2 separate regions of the Homo sapiens genome follow, and region 1 is linked to region 2. Evidence: chromatin loops called from intact Hi-C (ENCODE). Cell type or tissue: IMR-90. All regions are shown on one strand.

Region 1 (5,000 bases), 270 kb after region 2:
TTATGTGACCCGGGGTGTGAAAAGCACTGGAAGCAAAATTGAGTTCAATTGAGCAGAAGATAATAAAATCTGTGAGTTTCCAGATGAGAAGGGATTTGCTCTGGCCTTTCATTTATAACTGCAATTATGGAAGTATTATCACAAACAAAAGAAAATGATTTTCAGTAATCAGACCTTCTGTAGAAAAGTATCAGAACTGGCTAGCCAGAGTTCAGGAAGTACAGAGGCAGTTGCAATAGGATATTACAGGGGTAACAGATCCATGCACATTGCTGAAAAGAACGAAATTGAGATAAGTGGGTGATTTAAAACACAAACAAAGCAAAAGTGAAACTATTTCTGATAATAGGGAAAATTCAAGGTAAAATAAAGCAATTAGACACATATTACCATTTTAAAACCAATAAATTCTGAACAATATTTGGTGGCATATGTTGCAATTTCTGAAGTAAAGGTGGTAGAACAGCTCTTCAAATAACTAATGGGATGAGACATGACATCTTGTATAGTGACGTAAGCTTAGTCTCTGAGATTTTGTTATAGATAAGATACCAAATTCCTCCATTGGAATAAACCAATTTTCTAAGCCAGTAGTCAGCAAAATACAGCCTGCAGGCCAAATATGGCCCACTGACGGTTTTCATAAGTAAAGTTTTATTGTAATAGAGCTACACTTATTGTTTATGAATTGTCTATGACTGCTTTTGGAAAGCAAAACAATAGCAGAGTTGAGTTGTTGCAGCAGAATTGTATAGCCTGCAAAGCTGAAAATATTTACTATCTGACCTTTACAGAAAAACATTTGCCAATTTCTACTCTATGCCAAAGTATATTTTGATTTTTTCCGTCATTATATTAGATAGAAATATTAGGACACAAAAAGAAACCACTAACAGGGTTTCACAAAATCTTTCTCTTATTATCATAAGGTCCCCCCCCCAAAACTCAGATATTACTCCTTCCTGAAGGTAGAAAAGAAATCCAGGCAGTTGTGAGTCTCTGAGTTGCCTTGCTCATGTTAAGGACAGACAGATAGAGTCAGTGCACACAGTTTAAGGCTGAATTCTGCGGGGAAGTACCAGATCCTAAGAACCTGACAACTGGACTAAGTGCCCTAACAGCCTATTTTTGAGCCCGAGGGGATAGATGTTGTGGTTTAAGAACCAGATTTGTTCACAGTCTCCTGGGATTTAATCCCATTATTTCTTGCTGGGAAAAATACTTGCTCAGGCTATATTACAGCAACAGCAATGACAACAAAAGCATTTTCCTAAGGAGAGAAGAGCAAATAGATAGAGGCAGGACTCCTGAACAAAGACATGGCATTTGCAAATGTGCTCGATACGTCCTTAACACAAACCTGCAAACATCTTTTTCCTTTGCATGTTTTTTGGGGTATTTCATGTCATCTTTTTAGAATACTCAAATGACAGATAGGACTAGCCAGCAAGTTTGCCTAAGCAGGAGAAAGTAAAACTCCTATAATGTTGCTCACATAATATTCATTGTATTACTTTTCTTGGAAACAAAACTACAATTTTATTCAGGGTGGCAATATACATAGCTGAAACACAACTTTTCCCAGATACCTTTGTGTTCTGGGCCAGGAGCTATAAGGTGAGATTAATAGATAGGACTCTGAGGGAAATTCATTAGTGGGAAGACAAGATACCTGATAAGCACTCTTTTTAGCTCTTCCTCCCCTACGGTAATTCTTGCTTTAAATGTAAATGTAATAGTTGTATTTCCAGAAACCATCTGGGACCGTGAGGTACCTTTTAGTGGGAGGAGAATAATAATATTTTAAGGTTGACAAACTGGATATACAGAAGAGACCTGAACTCCCGGGGTACCCTGGTGTTGCCGTACTTTATGTTATTTGAGAGAAAAGTAACTCTTTAAACCTTATTTAGGCCATTGTTATTTGTATTTTATCTTATATGCAGCCCCCCAATCATATTCTGAATATTACAAATAAAAAAGTCCTAGAGAATTGTCCACAATAACTCCTACCAAACCCTTTTAAAAGAGAATGACCAGCAAATGTATCTCATCAAGAAATACACACACACACACACACACACACACACACACACATTTGTCTACCTAGGAATACAAAACACAATAAAAAAAGACATTATTAAATACAAACAAATATTTATTGTAAAATAAATGTGGATGAAGAGAAGTAATGGATGACAATAGGAATAGATACTACTTTTAGTCTTTAATATTAGAAAAAGTAAGTTTAACGGAACCACTAGAAAAATACAAATAAAACGTGACTTTCAAACATTTTTAAACTTTTATGTTAAAAGTCTACATAATACTTAATGCTATTTTGAATGTATAAAAAATATTAATATTTGAATTAAAATATAAAACATGCCCCAATATCTAAAATACATACTGATTTAACTTTTCTTATCATTCATACATTTGGTTCATATACCACTACATTATAATCACAGTCACATAGCAGAAAATAATAAAATTTTCACGTGTGATAAATATAAACTTTTTTTTCCCAAATGAGGGGAGTCAACCATATGAGAAAATGGAGTAGTGCCTTTTAAGCACTATATCAAATTTAATGTTCTGGTTAGAGTGATCTTAAATTTGAGAATAAGGCAAAGTAAGACAGAACTGAGCATTTAGAATGCTACAGAAAAATAATAGGAAATAGTTTATGTTTAAGCTCAATGACTTATTTTTGATCAGTGATATTCTTATTTGAACACTGTGTTTTTACTATAGAAGAAATACTTTTGAAAGAATATGTTTATCCCCAATATTATTTGCTTACCATGTGGTACAGTTCATGTAGGAAACACAAGATAAATCTTGCTATTTTTCCTTTATTTACTGAGTTTTCAAGAGAATGTATTGATTTCTTATCATCTTCAAAAGGTAAGTGTGTGTAGACAGGTAAATATAAATACACACACACACTACATGTATATACAATTATATATATACAATTATATATATACACAATTATATATATATACATATATATAGTCATTTGTTTAAACATATTTATTGAGTTCCAACCTATTATAATTTCCTATTCACGTGAAAACTTAAATTGGTCTATATGTGGCCACTGGGCCCTCTTCAAACTGGCTAGACTTGGTAACCCTTTGATATTTTGATATGTCTGTAGTAGTTTTCAATAGGTTCCTTGTCATTTGGGATAGATCTTCCAGGTTCATCCTTAACATTTCCTGCCACAGACCAGGTTCAGACAATTCTCAAAAATGTCCTGATATTTCATGATATTTAATAGGAAACATTATTTTAGAAACTCAACCAGAGTAGTCACACTGATTTTTTTTTAAGTAACTTATTTAATGTAGATTTTCCACTTGGTTTAAACCATAAAATGGTGTTATTATTCCTAATAAATGCTACTAATTGTGCTTTATTTTCCCAAAAAATCACTATAAAATTTGTCAAGCATACAAAAAATGATAAACTATATAGGGACCATTCATTATCCCTTTATCTAGATTCTGCCATCAACATTTTACTGCATATATCATCATCTAACCATACCATTATCTATCCATCAACACTCCCCAAATATCCGTTCTTATAATTTTATTTACATATAGCTTGCATAACATAAAATTCCTTCACTATAACTGTACAGTTTGCTGAAATTTAGCAAATTTATACAATTATGTAGCTATCACTACCATCTGGTTTTAATTATTATTATTTTTAATTGCCAAAAAATTGTACATTTTATCATGTACAAAATGTCTGACATATGCATATATCATGGAATGGCTAAATCGAGCTAAATAATATATTCATAACCTCACATACTTATCATTTTTTTCTGGTAAGAACACTTAAATTCTACTGTGCTAATGATTTTTAAGAATACAATAAATCGTGTTAACTATTGTCACCATGTTATATAATAGATCTCTTGAACTTAGTCCTCTTATCTATCAAAAACTTTGTATCCTTAGACCAACACCTTATCCAGCCCCTGGTAACCACCATTCTAATCTCTGTTTCTGGGAGTTCAATTTTTTTCAGATTTCTCATGTAAATGAGATCATGAGGTATTTGTTTTTCTGTGCCTGGGTATTTTGCTTAACATAACATCTTCTAGGTTGTCACAAATAACAAATTTTGCCCACTTTAAAGGCTGAATAGCATTTCATCGTGTATACAGTCAACCTTCTGTATCTTCAGGTTCCATGTCCACAATTGAACCAACCCCAGATCAAAAATATTAGGAAAAAGCATTTAAAAGTAACAATAAAATAATACAAAATACAAATTAAAACAAGTATAACAACTATTTACATAGTATTTATATTATGTTAGGTATTATAAATAATATACACATAATTTAAAGGAGAATGTCCCTAGGTAATATGCAAATATTACACCATTTTTATTGATAGATAATATTAATACATGTGATACAGGGTACTTGTGATATTTGGTGACATGCAAAGACAGTGTAATGTTGAAGTCAGGGCACTGGGGTGTCCGTCACCTCAAGTATCTATCATTTCTATGACCATACTCTCTTATATAAGAGACTTGAGCATCCACAGATTTTGATATTCCAGGGGGTCCTGAAACAAATCTTTTTTGTATGCCAATAACAATTGTATTTACCACGTCTTCTTTATCCATTTATCTATCGATGGACACTTAGGTTGATTCCATATCTTAACTGTTGTGAATGCTGAAATAAACATGGAAGTCTAAATATATCTTTGACATACTGATATTATTTTCTTTGAATATGTACTCAGTAGTGACACTGCTGGATCACATCTACTTCTATTTTTAATTTTTTGAGGAACTTTTATACTTTTTTTCATGATGACTGTACCAATTTTTATTCCCACCAACAGTGTACAAGGGTTGACTTTTCTTAACACCCCCAGAGATATTTGTTAACTTTGGTCTTTGTAATAATAGCCATTCTAACACGTGTGAGGACGTCTAATTGTTGTTTTAATGTG
Region 2 (5,000 bases):
AAAAAGTAAAAATAGAACTTCCATGTGACCCAGCAATCTCACTACTGGGTATTATTCAAAGGAAATAAAATCAGTTGTCAAAGAGATACATGCACATTCAGTTTATTGCAGCACTATTCTCCATGGCTAAGATAGGGAATCAACCTAAATGTCCATCAACAGATGAGTAAAGAAAATGTGGTATGTGTACAGAATGGAATGCTATTCAGCCATAAAAAAGAATAAAGTCCAGTCATTTACAACAATATGGAAGAATCTGGAGGGTATTACGTTAAGTGAAATAAGCCAGGCACAGAAAGACAAATACCACATGATCTCACTTATACACAGAGTCTTAAAAAGTTCATCTCATAAAAGTAGGAAAATAGAATGGAATTTACCAGAGGCTGGGGTGGTTGGCAGGAAGGAGACAATGGAGAGAAGTTGGTCATAAGATGGATAATTACAGTAAAGTAGGAGAAATAAGGCCAGGAGCTCTATTATGAAAGCATGGTGATTATAGTTAATGATGATATATTTTATTCTTAAAAAATGCAAAGAGAATGAATGTAAGTTTTCTCATTACAAAAGTAATACCTATGTGAGGCAATACATTTGCTAATTACCTAGAATTAACTATTCCACAATGTACCTATACTTCAAAACATCCTATTGGACACAATAAATGCATACAATTTCATCTGTCAATTAAAAAAATTTAACAACTCCGCTCTTTGGGGCCCGTAATGGTTTCTAAGAGTATATATAATTCCTATGCCATCATCACATATATTAATAATATTCCATTACTAATACCCAACATCTTGTCTATATTAAAATATTTCCAATTTTCCACAAACATATGATTATAGATAATTGTTTGTCAAATTAGAATCAAATTAAGTTCTCATTGTTGTGATTTGTTTCTGTTTCAACTCCAAATGTGCAGCCCACACCCTACTTTTGATGCCATTGCTATGTTGGAGAAACCAGTTCTCTTATTCAATGGAATGCTTCAATTTCCACGTTTGGATGAGCATTTCCTTTGATGTAATTAATTTTTCTTCTATTCTCCGTGAACTTGTAGTTAGATGTGGAGGAGTGATTAGATTCAGACACATTATTTGGCAAAAATACGTCCCATATGGGTGGATGCTTTCAACTTCCCCTTGAAGGATATCTTGAAACACAATGTCTTGTTCTTGTGTTTTTAGTGAATGCTGAAGTTGATCAGTGGGTACAGGTGGGGTTAACCTAATTTATACCACAAAGTTTCTCATTAACATTTCACTTAATACCTTTAGAATCCATTTAATAATTATGTCTTGGGGCCATTAGCTTACTTTGGGTGATTTTCTAATTCTATCATGCTTCTTGCATTTTTTAAGCTGAACCTTTTCTATAAAGAACAATTTTTCCTCACTTTCTATTGGTTATTCTGAAAATCAAGCCATTTAGTAATTATAGAATAAATGCTTGAACATTTTCCTTTATTTTTCAATGTTAATGTTAATGAATTGGTGCACTAGTAGTCAGCAATGCTGTCCAATAGGGACTTTTAAAAAATAATTTAACAATACAGTAATTTTATATATGATTTATTTTAATCAATTGCAATCAATATTATTTTAATAACAAAATTAGTCCAACATTACTAGTAGCAGGCCCTTCATGTTGGTTCCTAGGTTGCATGTCATGACTCTGACTAGTCATTTGAAAACTCTTCTTCCTGGTAAACTAAGATTTCCCAGGCTTGTCTTGTACATTTCTTGCCCCAAATATGGAAATAGCCATTTCTGCAGAAGTGCCTCAACATCCCTACTTAAAACAATTTAGAATGTCCTAAATACTTAGGGAAAGAAAGATAAATGAGGCAAACTCAAAACTTTCAGATTTTGAGGTCATAATATTTAATTCGGGTATTCTGTTTGATCAAATTACTCAGATAATTTATAAACACCATTACAATTTTGATAAGATATAAAAGATGTACAGTTCATTGTGTTATCACTTTGATAAACTTTTTTCAAATCCATTATTTTAACACTTCTTTTAAATAGAGTATTACCTATAGCCCCAATAATGGCAAATATAAAAAAAAAGCATGACTAGCTACTGTGTTTGAAGCAGAGATTCGTGGGGGTCCAGGCTGAGAGTGAAACGCTGAACCAGGAGACTCCAGCCTTGCCCATTGAAACATTTCTTGGCTGACCCTTATGTGAGACCCTCTAGATACCCCCTAGGGTTCTCAGGCTTTGTTGAATGTAGCTTGAAAGCAATTGATTTATATCAGTTATTTTCAAAGTGTGCTACCCAGACCTGCAACATCTGCATCACCTGGTACTTTAGAAATGCACATTTTCAGCCCTAACCCACACCCACTGAGTCAGAAATCCTGGGACTAGAACCCAGAAATCTATGTTTTAACAAATCTTGATGCACACTGAAGTTTGGGTGTCACTGCTTTTATAACAGTCCATGTTTTTCAAAGTGCCCTTTCCTATACCCACTCCTTATATTTTTATAACACCCATGGTGTGCAGATGCTATCTCTTCTTTGTAGATGGGAGACCCTAAGAAGGTTATAATTAACATTCAGGTTTTCTCACTTTTGAATTGGGACACTTTTTATCATATCATTTAACCATGATGACCTGTCTCTTCTGTCATGGAAATTCTGTATTTCAAATGCTGGGATGTATTTTTAAATGATACTTGGCAATTATGTAAGGAGAGCAAGAAATGCTTCACTTGTGAAAATTCCAGAGTTGTTGATGGAATACATATACATGCCTGTAAAACTGTAATCTGCATGCAGAAGTTACATTTATCTTGTGGGGCTGCAGGAGCATCACATGAAATCCAGCTCTGGGTCTTCACTTAGGGACAGCAGTGTATTGCTGCACACATGTGAACTTAGCTACTCCCAACATTCCCCCTTCTATTGTTTCTTAAGCAATCACCTATCTAGAGAACTGGCTGCAGGATAAAATGCCTCTATTTTAAATGACTCATTCTTGAGGCATCCTGGACTATAAGAAACACTTTAGACTTCAGTCATTCCTTGCAAGACATGCAAGAAACTGAGTTTAAAGATAAGAGTATATTTTTTCCTCCCAAGAGACAAATGGCTTGATTATTTGTTCAGGTCTCTGGAGCTGCTGGAGCAGTGGCTACGGTGTAAAGGGCATCGTGGGCAGTGAGAAGGAGATTTAGCACCCAAGGAAATGAAAAAAAATATTAGCACTGTTGTTATCTGTACTTACAAAGGAAGACCTGCATGGCAGATAACAGCATTCGAAGTTCTCTTTTCTATTTATCTTGCTTTACATCTTCTGAACAAAACCAACGTGTAGACAACTGAAGCTTGTTCTAATAACAAAATTGTTGCCTGAAATGAAATTCTTGACATACCAATCATTCTCTATAGCCAAATCATTTTTTTCATACAAAACATGTTTGAAGAACACTTTAATGAATGTTTTGCACTTAGTCATCTACTTTATTTTCTTTGCTAAGAGGTCCTTCAATAACCATAAAAGAACAAATTTTGCTGGGAGGCATAAAGTATTTCCTGGAATGTTATGAGCATAAGGTCTTCCTAAGATGTTAACGGAAACAAAAACCGATGATAACTAGAACAAAAATGACTTTGTGTAAGAGTGTTCTAAGAGAATTGCCTAATAGACTTTAGAAAGGCCAAATACTAATTAGACTCTTAACTGATGAGATAGACCATGACAAGTTTAAGGCCATAGTCTTTGAGTTTGTGGAGAGTGCCTGGAGACACATTTTAGGGAAGGAGGCAGTGACTCTGGGCTTAGCCCAGATAAACCAGTGTCTGCATGTATATTATAATTTCCCTTGAGTGAGGCACACCTCCCCGCCTTGTCCTGAACCTCACTATATCTGAACCTTTTATGCCACTGATAGAAGTCAAATTTTGCATGAGCTATCCTTGAGTAGAATAAAATTTTTTAACACTATGGTTAATATCAGCTTCTTTTCTGAGAGCAGGTGTTGGAAACCAAATGGAGTATGAAACAGGGAGTTTATATCTCCACTTAGTTAGACTGCCTTCTGAAATACCTGTAGAAAGAATTTAAAAAGCAAGCATCTATCAATACAGTCACTTGTAAAATAACGTCCAGTGAACTTTACACAAAATTGGTTAGAAACAGAGGCAATGAACTTGCTCTTCTGTCTCACCTCATGCCCTGCCAAGGGCAAAGGCTGTGGTTTGAATACAAAGAACAGTTAAATCAAGGGCTTATTTACTAGATATTTTATTTTACTTCACTTACAATGTAGGTTCTACGAAGCTGGATAGATTGACTCTATTTAATCATATTTGCCAGGAGTTTTTGCAGTTACTGTTTTCTCCATCTCGTTTTTTAATTAACTTTATTTCTTTTTAAAATATATTTTCATATTTCAATCACTACTCTTCTTTATAATTATATCCTTATTGTGATTAAATGGGCTTATTTTATTGCTGATTTTATGTCTAATCACTAGAATTGAAAATTTTGTTCTTCAAATGCCTTTTAACATTCAAATATTGTTCTTACCTAATTTTGTAATACTCAAGCATTTTATTGTACTTTTGGTTTATTTCAAGCTTAAATATTTTGTAATGTCTTCCTGATTTCCACTTTAGCTTATGAATTATTTAAAGTTAACATTTTAGCTTTTGAATGTTATATTTTAGCAAACATTTTGTTTTGAATTCTAATCACACTGAATTGCAGGCAGTGAACATGGACTCTATGATACTGATTTTTTGGAGAAAATTCATGAGATTTTGTTTGTGATCTAATAAATGTATAGTGAGTATTTTATATCATTCTTGTTTCTTTTTATTAATGTTATTTGTATCTCTGATTTCCCATCAATAACTTTTCCTTGAAGTATATTTTGTCCAATGAAACTGGATTTTATTTACTATTTGTGCAATATAATTCATTCCAGTCTTTATTCTCATCAGCTCTATATTATTTACTTTTAGTTTCATTAGTTAT

The links. Peaks named below come from ENCODE experiments on the same cell type or tissue, not always from the same donor. Only the 100,000 strongest peaks of a DNase experiment are listed, where the experiment ranks them.
Region 1: it touches region 2 in a loop (1.9-fold over the local background); 2 of 110 quality-filtered maps call a loop at or near these places.

The regions. Positions count from the first base shown.
Region 1 is chr6:77,022,081-77,027,080 of GRCh38, reverse strand. The region is part of intron 2 of LOC105377862 (a long non-coding RNA gene); the gene reads right to left. Among named protein-coding and RNA genes, the nearest start is that of LINC02540, 430 kb to the right of the region's middle. In IMR-90, no CTCF peak of the experiment used is centred here; no DNase peak of the experiment used is centred here.
Region 2 is chr6:77,291,431-77,296,430 of GRCh38, reverse strand. All of the region lies in intron 1 of LOC101928570 (a long non-coding RNA gene), which reads left to right. Among named protein-coding and RNA genes, the nearest start is that of HTR1B, 170 kb to the left of the region's middle. In IMR-90, no CTCF peak of the experiment used is centred here; a DNase peak (open chromatin) is centred at 3,000; H3K27ac peaks cover 720 bases.